2 separate regions of the Homo sapiens genome follow, and region 2 is linked to region 1. The links are chromatin contacts, found by Hi-C or POLR2A ChIA-PET in ENCODE. All regions are on one chromosome and are shown on one strand. The core of a region is the stretch at or near the end of the contact, and the rest is flanking DNA. Distances in the headings are between cores, read along the strand shown. Region 1 holds the start of LDB1 (LIM domain binding 1). Region 2 holds the start of FBXW4 (F-box and WD repeat domain containing 4).

The links. Hi-C counts contacts between places; a loop is a spot of excess contacts on that map. ChIA-PET counts read pairs that join two places held with the same protein, here RNA polymerase II (POLR2A). Pooled maps may share reads with other maps.
Region 2: a map of naive thymus-derived CD4-positive, alpha-beta T cell shows a loop between it and region 1 (5-fold over the local background). The contact joins the promoter of FBXW4 here to the promoter of LDB1 in region 1. A Hi-C loop is called at or near these places in 1 of 168 maps with a recorded cell type or tissue (naive thymus-derived CD4-positive, alpha-beta T cell), 3 of 37 single-sample maps with no recorded cell type and 12 of 50 pooled maps. POLR2A ChIA-PET finds 5 or more read pairs at or near these places in 3 of 52 experiments (H1, HEK293 and IMR-90).

Annotation. Positions count from the first base shown.
Region 1 is chr10:102,118,687-102,123,034 of GRCh38, forward strand. LDB1 (LIM domain binding 1) reads right to left here and starts at 1,682. Exons shown (of 11, transcript NM_001113407.3): 1 at 1,400-1,682. The coding sequence starts at 1,424. It also overlaps a transcript of PPRC1 not described here. RefSeq lists silencers at 1,322-1,391, 1,482-1,561, 1,622-1,921, 1,942-2,071 and enhancers at 1,568-2,319, 2,320-3,071, 3,072-3,821.
Region 2 is chr10:101,693,139-101,697,186 of GRCh38, forward strand. It overlaps FBXW4 (F-box and WD repeat domain containing 4), which reads right to left and starts at 2,032. Exons shown (of 9, transcript NM_022039.4): 1 at 1,243-2,032. The coding sequence starts at 1,967. RefSeq lists an enhancer at 712-791 and silencers at 1,102-1,561, 1,842-1,891, 1,922-2,201.

The DNA of each region.
Region 1 (4,348 bases), core at 432-2,931:
GTTGATGGAGGGTCAGGGCCCTGGGGTGGGCTAAGAACATGATGGATCTGAAAGGGGTACCCAGCATGGGTCAATTATAAAGGAGAAAATCCACAACATAAACATGTACACCAAGCTGGTAGAAAGAGGGACGACGGGGCCAGACAGGATTCCAGCTTGGCAAGCTCTTCCCTCTCCTCTCCCCAACCCTCTGCAGCAGGAGCCAGTGGTTCCCATACTCGGATATTCTAGGATTGTTAGGTTCTCTTATTCCTCCTTCTGGGACCCATGCCCCTTAGACATCAGCCTCAGCAGGCACCTGAAGTGTGTGCCCAGCCCAGCTTGGCCTGGGTCACATGATTTTCAAGGAAGCTTCCGCACTGGCAGCTTCCCTTGGGGATTTGTGGGGGAGTGGTGGGTGTCCAGCTGTGAAGTATGTAGCCAAAGCGGGCTACATTCAGGGACACTGACTTCCAGGAGAAAGCTGACTCCAGTCTGGGGCAGGAGGGCCAATTCCAGGACCCAGAGTCCCGGGGATGGAGACAGACAGTGTGCCGTGAGGCCCTCTGTAGACTACCTCTCCAGTCGCATGGCTTCTCTCTTTCCTCCTGGCAGTGAGGTAGACGCCCTCCGCCCCCCCCACCTGCCCCCCAGGAAAAAAACTCAGACCTAGGCTATCCCTGGCAAGAGCTGATATGTTTTGGGGAGGCAGGGATCTGAGCCTGGGTCCTCTCTCAAGTTCTCAGTTTTGGGTCAAGTATTGCTCCCCCAGCTTACCTCTCCACAAATCACTCTATTTCCTAGCCTGCCCTCCCACTAGGGCGGAGATGCCAGACCCAAGGGTCCAATTATCTGGCACCTCTTAGGAGTACCTCCGGTGCCTCAGGAGGGCCAACCTTCCCTGGCAACAGGCAGGAAAAGTTGAAGGTGGGGGGCAAGATGGGCCGCAATCAATACCTCCCTGCAAACAGGGTCCTCAGAAACAGCATGGGGGGGATGTCACAGGATAGGTAAGAGGCAATGGGCAGCAGGGAAGGGGGGGCAGCCCAAACCAGCCAATCACAACTCTATGGTGACCTGAGGGGGGGGGTCAAAAGTCCAGAGTCACTTCTGATTGGCTAACAACCTGGAATTCTGAGAATTTCAGCCCCCCCCAAACCTCTCCCCAATTAGCCTACCCCCAAAAAAACATACACATAAGCCACCCCCAGCGTCTCCTCCCCGTGTTTCTGGGCTGCTGCGCATTTACACAGTTGGGGAAAACGCTACCCGCCAGCCTGAGGCCCCGCGTAGCCCTTCCAGCCCCCGGCTTCCCCCATGCCATCGACGCCCCCCACACAAGTTCTCGCCAAACACGGGGTGAGGGGTCCGCAGGGACGGCTGGGCAGGAAGGGGCCGAGTGGCCGCACGCCCCACTCACCAGGACAGGCACAGCCCACTGACATCTTCACATCGCCCGCCTCTGGGGGCCCAGCCGAGTCACGGTGCCCGCCCCTCGCGGGGACAGGCCGGGCATGAGCCGCCGCCGCCGCCCGCGGCCCCCGCTGCGCTCGCCGCCGGCCCGGCCCGGCCTCGGCCCGGTGCGGGCGGCCCCTGGCTGCGGCGAGGGGCCTGTCAGGCGCGGAGCAGACAGGAAGGAAGCCAGGCAGGAAGGCGAGCGGCCTCTGCGTGTGTGCGCGCGGGTGTGAGTCCGCGGAGTGTGTGTCCGTGTGTGCGTGTGTGCGCGTGTGCGTGTGCGTGTCTGTGCGCTCCCGCCGCCGTCGCCGAGCGCCCCCCTCTCCGCCCTCGCGCTCGCGCTCCCTCGCGCCGGCGCCGGCTCCCCAGCCCAAGCCGGGCAGGGCCGGGCTTTATTAATATGCTAATTGTCCTGCTAGTGGGAGGGGAGAGCCGTGTCAAAGTGACCCGGGAGAGCGCGCAGCAAGCGACGACGTGCGTGCGCCGCGCGGCGGGCGGGCGGCGAGGGGCTGGGAGCGCTCGGGGAACGGCATGCATGTGACGCAGCTTTTAAAAAAGGAGACGGAGGCAGAGACCCCAGAGAGGGAGGGCGAAGGGGAGGGCTTGGAGGCGCAGCCGCGCGCTCGGTGTCCGTCCTCCGGGTGCCGCCGGATGGGGAGTCTGGCTGAGCCGGAGCGGGAGCCGCGGCTGGGGGAGGCGGAGCCGGGGTGGGCAGTGTGGTGTATCTCTCTCCACCCCGGGCCGCGCTCCGGGAGGGAAAAGGGACTGCAGACCCCCTGTCCGTGCTCCCTGCTGAGACGCCAGCCTTCTTCTGGAGGCCCCTTGTTTCGCGTCCCTACCCTAGGCTGGATGGGTAAAGAAGCATTCTCTTAATTCTTGTAGCAACCCCTCAACTCACCCCTTCCCTAAATTAACCACTCCTCCTTTGCCTGCGAAACCAGTTGGGACTAGAACTAAAAGGGTTAATTAAGTGGGGTCCCCGCCCTCCTCCGCCTAAGGGCTTGGGATCTGTGTTTTGCTGGGGGGAGGGGGCTGCGGAATGACCACCAGATTGGATTACGGAGGGGCGATAGGAGGCCATCCTTCCTTCTTGCAGACTGACGCATCAGTCAAGACACTCTCTTCCCTTCCCCCCTTTCTCCAGCCTTGGTGCCTTCACCTCCGTACCAACCGCCCAACCCCACCGCCTCCGACCCCCCTGCCTGGAAGCTGCTGTCCTTTGAGGGCTTCGGAGATGAGAACAGGAAACAGGCCCCTCCAGTGCCCCCTAACCCAGAGAGGCAGAGGCTGTGGGCCGTGGGGGGTTGGATGGGAGATGATGTGGATGGTCAATGTAAGGAACACTCCTTCCCCTGGGAGGAGCCTCCCAACCTTCAGTCACACTTCAAGGACTCCCCAACCCAGCCCTAGGAGGGGAGGGGCTCCATCTCCATCCCTTCCCAAAAGCTCAGCTTTAGCTGCCTCATAAACAGGAAATACCTATTAGCCAGGAGGAGGGAAGGGAGGGGAGCCGCCTGGAGTAGAGAGTTGACCCCCTCCCTCCTGGGGTCCCCAGCTGCTAGCTTTTCTTTCTTAAGTTTCAGTATGGGCTCCAGGGATAGACGATGGAGACTTGGACTAGTGTCTCCTCCCTAGGGCGTCTGGCCCTGACTGGGTAGGGGGTTCTCCTCTTTGTTACTTAGAGGGGTGTTGGTTGAGAAGGCTGTTTGGTTCCCTCACTCTGGCTCAGAGTCTGCACAGCTGGCTTGACTGGCTGGGGGAGGGTTACAAATGCGGAGGCTTAAAGTGTTTATGAGACCTCTTCTCTCCACCTTAGGTTTTTGCTGAGGGAGCATGAAATGATGGAACGGTGCAGAGTCCAGGGATTGAAAAGAAGGCCTGCCTAGGAATGGAGACCCTCCCCACCATGTGCTTAGGATGGGGGATAGGGGAGCTTGTACACTGTGGAGTCTCCCACCCCCAGGTTTCCCCATCTCCACCCCCACCAGGAGCAGAGAGGACCTGACTGAAGCCATCCACACTCACACAAGTATTTCCTTGGCAGCATCCCCTGCCTGAGTGCACCCCCTCCCTGCATTCTCCCAGACAAAGGTCAGCACTAGAGGGAGTAGAGAGAACATAAGGCAACAGAACACTGGCCCGAAATTGTGGATACCTAGGTTTGAACGCAAGATTCGCTCCTCAATACCTGAGTGATTTGAGACAACTGACCACCCCACCTGGGACACTAGCTTTATCCTCTGTAACCTATGGCTTGGTGAGTATCAAACTAGACAATGTACACCCAGTCACGTAGCCCAGTGTCAGCCAGGCAGTCCTGTAAATACGTGTTCTTTCTGCCCTTTTTTTTTTTTTTTTTTTAAGATTATCCAATTCCAAGAGAGGAGGGGGCTGGATTGGCAGGACAATTTGAGATGGTTTGGAGGAGGGGGAATACCTACCTTGACCTCCTTCTCTCTTTTCTGTCCATGAATTTGCCTTCCTCCAATCCTGTGACCACTTACGCCTAAGGCCACTCATTCCAAACAACTAGCTTGGTCAGATTCCATGCTGACCAACACAATGGTGATCATCTGGGTGGACAGGGGGACTACAACCCACCCTATAAAGGTCTTTGCCTCCTGTGAATCTGAGATTTCCCTCTCCTAGATTACACATGTGGAAGGTAGAAGCTTAGGAAGGAAGAAAAAACTGCCTTACTTGAGCATGCACTAATGCCAGGCACTGCCCTAGGCCTTTTACACTTGCCGACTCATTTACCTTTCATGAGGACCTTTGGAAGAAGGTGCTATTACCTCCATTGAACAAGTAGGAAAACTGAAGTTCAGAGATGATAATAAATTTGAACTTGCCTGTAAAACACTGTTCTCCCTCTTCTTCACCTACTAGTTAATGCTTCCTTAACACCTTAGTT
Region 2 (4,048 bases), core at 782-3,281, 430 kb before region 1:
ACTAAAGTGGCAAAGATTTTCTAAATTCTCACATAAAATTTGTTCACTCTGTGCTGGTCCCACTATAATTTGGTACAGCACCTCTGCAAACCATAACCTTTGCTATAATGCCACCTTGAGACTTTATCCTAAGGAACTGATTTTTAAAAAATATGTATGGTAATGACATGTGACTTATATTTCAGTAAAGCTGTTACTCAAAAATGCATTATTTCATTATTATCTATAATAACAAAAAGCTGAACACTACATGTAAGTTTAATAGTAGAGGGATGTTCTTTAATCTCATTATGCGACAGCCCACAAACATTTACTATGTACCTATTCTGTTAGGATCAGTAAGATAGCAATTATATGTGCAACTGAAAAGGTTTTTAAATGAAAATAATTGTCTAGAGGTGATGGTATTATGGCTTTTTATGTTTTTAAAAACGTTATTTAATGTTGTCATAATGTACTAGAAAGAACTACTTTTTAAAAAATGGGTGGAATAGGGGGCAATCTGAAAGCTCTTATTCCCCCAATTCCCTACATGTTTTTTCCTTCCTATTTAACAGTTTAAGTGGTTCAGAAAAGTTTTTCATTCACAGGTCTCAGACCCTACCAAAAACAGGCCAAATTGCAATACCATGTCTTGTACACATCCTGGACAGACTCCAGCCTCCTGCCTCAAGCAGGCCCCCTTTTTCGTGTCGCTCTGCCTATATGAAGTCATAAACTATGGCTGAACACTGGGACCGAGGGCTTCTCTTAAGGTCCGAGCCCTGAAGCTTAACAACCTTTAGAAAAGGGTAGGGAGGATGAAAGATGAAAGTCCACAAAAATTTATGATAGACCACTTAAGGAACCTGAGTCCTAGACCTGGACTCAAGGAATCGTCCAAAGCACCGTACCAGACTGGCTCCTCTGGGGCGAAGGAACCGGGGCAGCTAAACCTCTGCAAAAACACACAATCGAAAGCTGTAGGGAGTGCCTAAGATGGCTAATTGTGAGGAGCGGCCCACCCGGGAGGGTGCCTACTGAGGGATGCTCTCGGGAGGCTGCCTCAGATGGAGGCCTTGGGGAGGAGGGGCAAAGGGGTCCCCGAGAGTGCTCGGGAAAGGGTGTAGGCGGAGGTCAGGTGTAGGCCTAGAAACTCGGGGTGCGACACGACCCTGGGCCGACCAGGCCGCGGCGCCCCGCCCTTTCCCGGGACGCGGGGCCGGCTCGGGGCGGGGAGCGGGCGGGCGAGCGGACGCTTACAGGTCGGTGCCGAGCCGCGTGAAGCCGGAGTTGAGCGAGGCCCGGGCTATCCGGCGCCAGAGCAGATCGCAGCTGGTGAAGCGCCGCAGCCAGCGGCACACCTGGGCCAGGCGGCCGAGGGCCCGCATGTCCAGGTAGGAGCAGATGAGCAGCAGCAGCTCCTCCGGCAGGCGCCAGAGCGCAGGCCCCGCGGCCGGGCGGGCAGCCGACTCCCGAGCCGCCTCCTCCTCCTCCTCCTCCTCCCCGGCCGCCGCCGCCATGGCCACCCCTGTCCCCGCGATGTCGGCCCAAGCCTGACCCCCTCGTCCCTGTGCTCTTCCCGGCCTGGCGCCCTCCCGCCGCCTAGCCCTGACCCTCCATTCCTCCTTCTTCCCATACTCTCTTCCTTGTGCCTCCTTCCCGGCCCCTGCGCTCCCCTCGACTCCCTTGACGATGCCTCTCGCCCCTTCCTCCACGCTTCTGCCTCCCTCTGCTTCCTCCCTTGGGCATGCCCTCGCTCCCGCGTCAGCCCCCGGCCCGGCTGCCTCCTTCGCCGTCTGCGGCCCGGGCTTCCCTTCCGCCCCGCTTCCTCTTCCGCCTTGCCCCGCTCTCGCTTTTCCCTTCCCCTTCCCCTTCCTTCGCTTCCCCCTCGCCACCCTCCCTTCCTGCAGCTTCCTCGCCTCTCCGCCCTCGCCCTCGCCGGGCCCGCCGTTCCCGGGGGGCCCCGAGCGGCCCTGGCTGCCCATGAGCGGCCGCGGGGCCGGCCCGACGCGGAGCCCAGCCCGAGCCGCCACCGCCGCCGCCCCGGGAGGAGGCGACACCATGTCGGACCGGGTCACATGGGGCGGCGCGGGCCGAGCCCTGGGCACGCCCCTCACACCTGCAGCCTTGGAGCCACTTCGGGGTGCGGGCTGGGGCCGGGGCGCTGACACCACCCCCGCATCCCCGAGAGCGCTTGGTGGAAGCACAGGAGTTCGCGCTGCAAACACGTGAGGCCGGTTTCAGGGCCCTGCCTGAGGCCACAAGAGGACCCGCTGCCCTCAGGAAGCGGCCATTTGGAGCACCTGCCCTCAAGAAGCCCCTAGTTGGGTGGCCTTGCCCCTCTAGAAGCCCTCCTCTTCCTCGAGTGATGCCTCCTTTCCACGGGCCACATGTGAGGGCCCAACGAATCTGCAGCCCTAGAAGTTGACAGGTTCCATAGCTTAGGTTCTCACACAGGCCCGGAAGCACGGTCCTGGCGTGAGCTTGGGTGTTAGACGTATTTGGGGATTTGCAGTCTTCTAGATCCTGAGTCCATAACTTCAAAAACAGTCATGTATCAGGAAATGGCACAGCTAGGGCTTCTTATCAGTCACCACCCAAGTGCAAGTGGATTCTCCAAGGACTCAGCATCCATTCTTCATACCACCCATTCGATTCACATGGCATTAATCTGAAGGGAGAGCTACTGAGGTCTAGACCTGTGCTGTCCAACAGTGTCCTCCCTCGTCACATGTGGCTGCTGAGCATTTGAAATGTGGCTAATACAAATTGAAATGAGCTATAAGTGAGAAATGCACACCAGATTTTGAAGCCATACAAAAAAAAGAATGCAAAATATCTCATTAATAATTTTATATTGATTACGTGTTGAAGTGTTAATATTTTGGATACGCTGTATTGGGCTAAATACAATATATTTTAATGTAACTACTAGAAAATTTAAAATTATACATGGGACTTGCATTTGTGGCTCGGGTTATTTTTCTATTAGCATTGGGCTAGGCAGTAAAACTTGGAGGAGGGGAGGAAGATGCCAATTTCTGTCTGTTTATCCTGTACTCCAAATCCAGGTAGGAAGGATTGGAGAGTTTTCTTTTGTACTTATCTACATCTTAACACTCATTTTCAGGGAGCAGGGAAGAATAAAAATTGACCCTGAAAATTATTCAACACCTAGCATAGCCAAAGAGAAACCTAGGGAAGCAACTACATTGTATTATGGTGCTGCAAGAAGCATCATGTAACAAGGTCAGACCGGAATCTGGCTTTGCCCTAGAATTACTTTTTGATCTTAGCAAAACAACAACAAAAAGCCCCACCTATCTTGGCCTTTTAGTGTTCTCAATCTGTAGTGGAGATAATGCCTCTGCCTTACTTTCGAGGGATAAATGAGATGATCCCTGTAAAATGCTTTGAACTCCTCTAAGAAAATTCTTAATAATAGTTACAGGTCAAATCCTGTTACAAAAAAATGCCATCCCTCCCCCTCTCCAAATGCAACAAAGACTTTGTGTAGAAAACGATTTCCAAACTCAAGGCAGTGGTTTATTGAAAGCACTATTTTATAGATTTCAATGCGGCCAAAGAATTTAAGCCATGTTTTAGAGATCATTATAAAGAAATTTACTTATTCACAGGTACCATACTGTTAGAAGACTACTAAGGCAGGAATACTTCACATTTAGGTGATGTCATGAGTTCAATATTTATTGATTTTGCTACATTTGTGTACTATGAGCGAATCAAGAAGGAAGACAAATGATATAGCAGGAATATGGTTCCTGCATTTTGTGTTTAGATTTGTGTTAGAGATGTTTGTAATTTCTTACTGTTTGAGTACTTAACTCATTCAGGATACATAGTAAAGCTGAGTAGTTCATCTATATTCTATCTCATTTTTAGTGGAGGCACTAAAACTTCTTTAACCCAACATAAATCAGGATTAAAATCCATAATCATGCAAGTGTAATTTACTTTATTTTCATTAATGGAGAATTTTTTTTTGAGACAGAGTCTGGCTCTGTCGCCCAGGCTGGAGTGCAGTGGCGCAATCTCGGCTCACTGC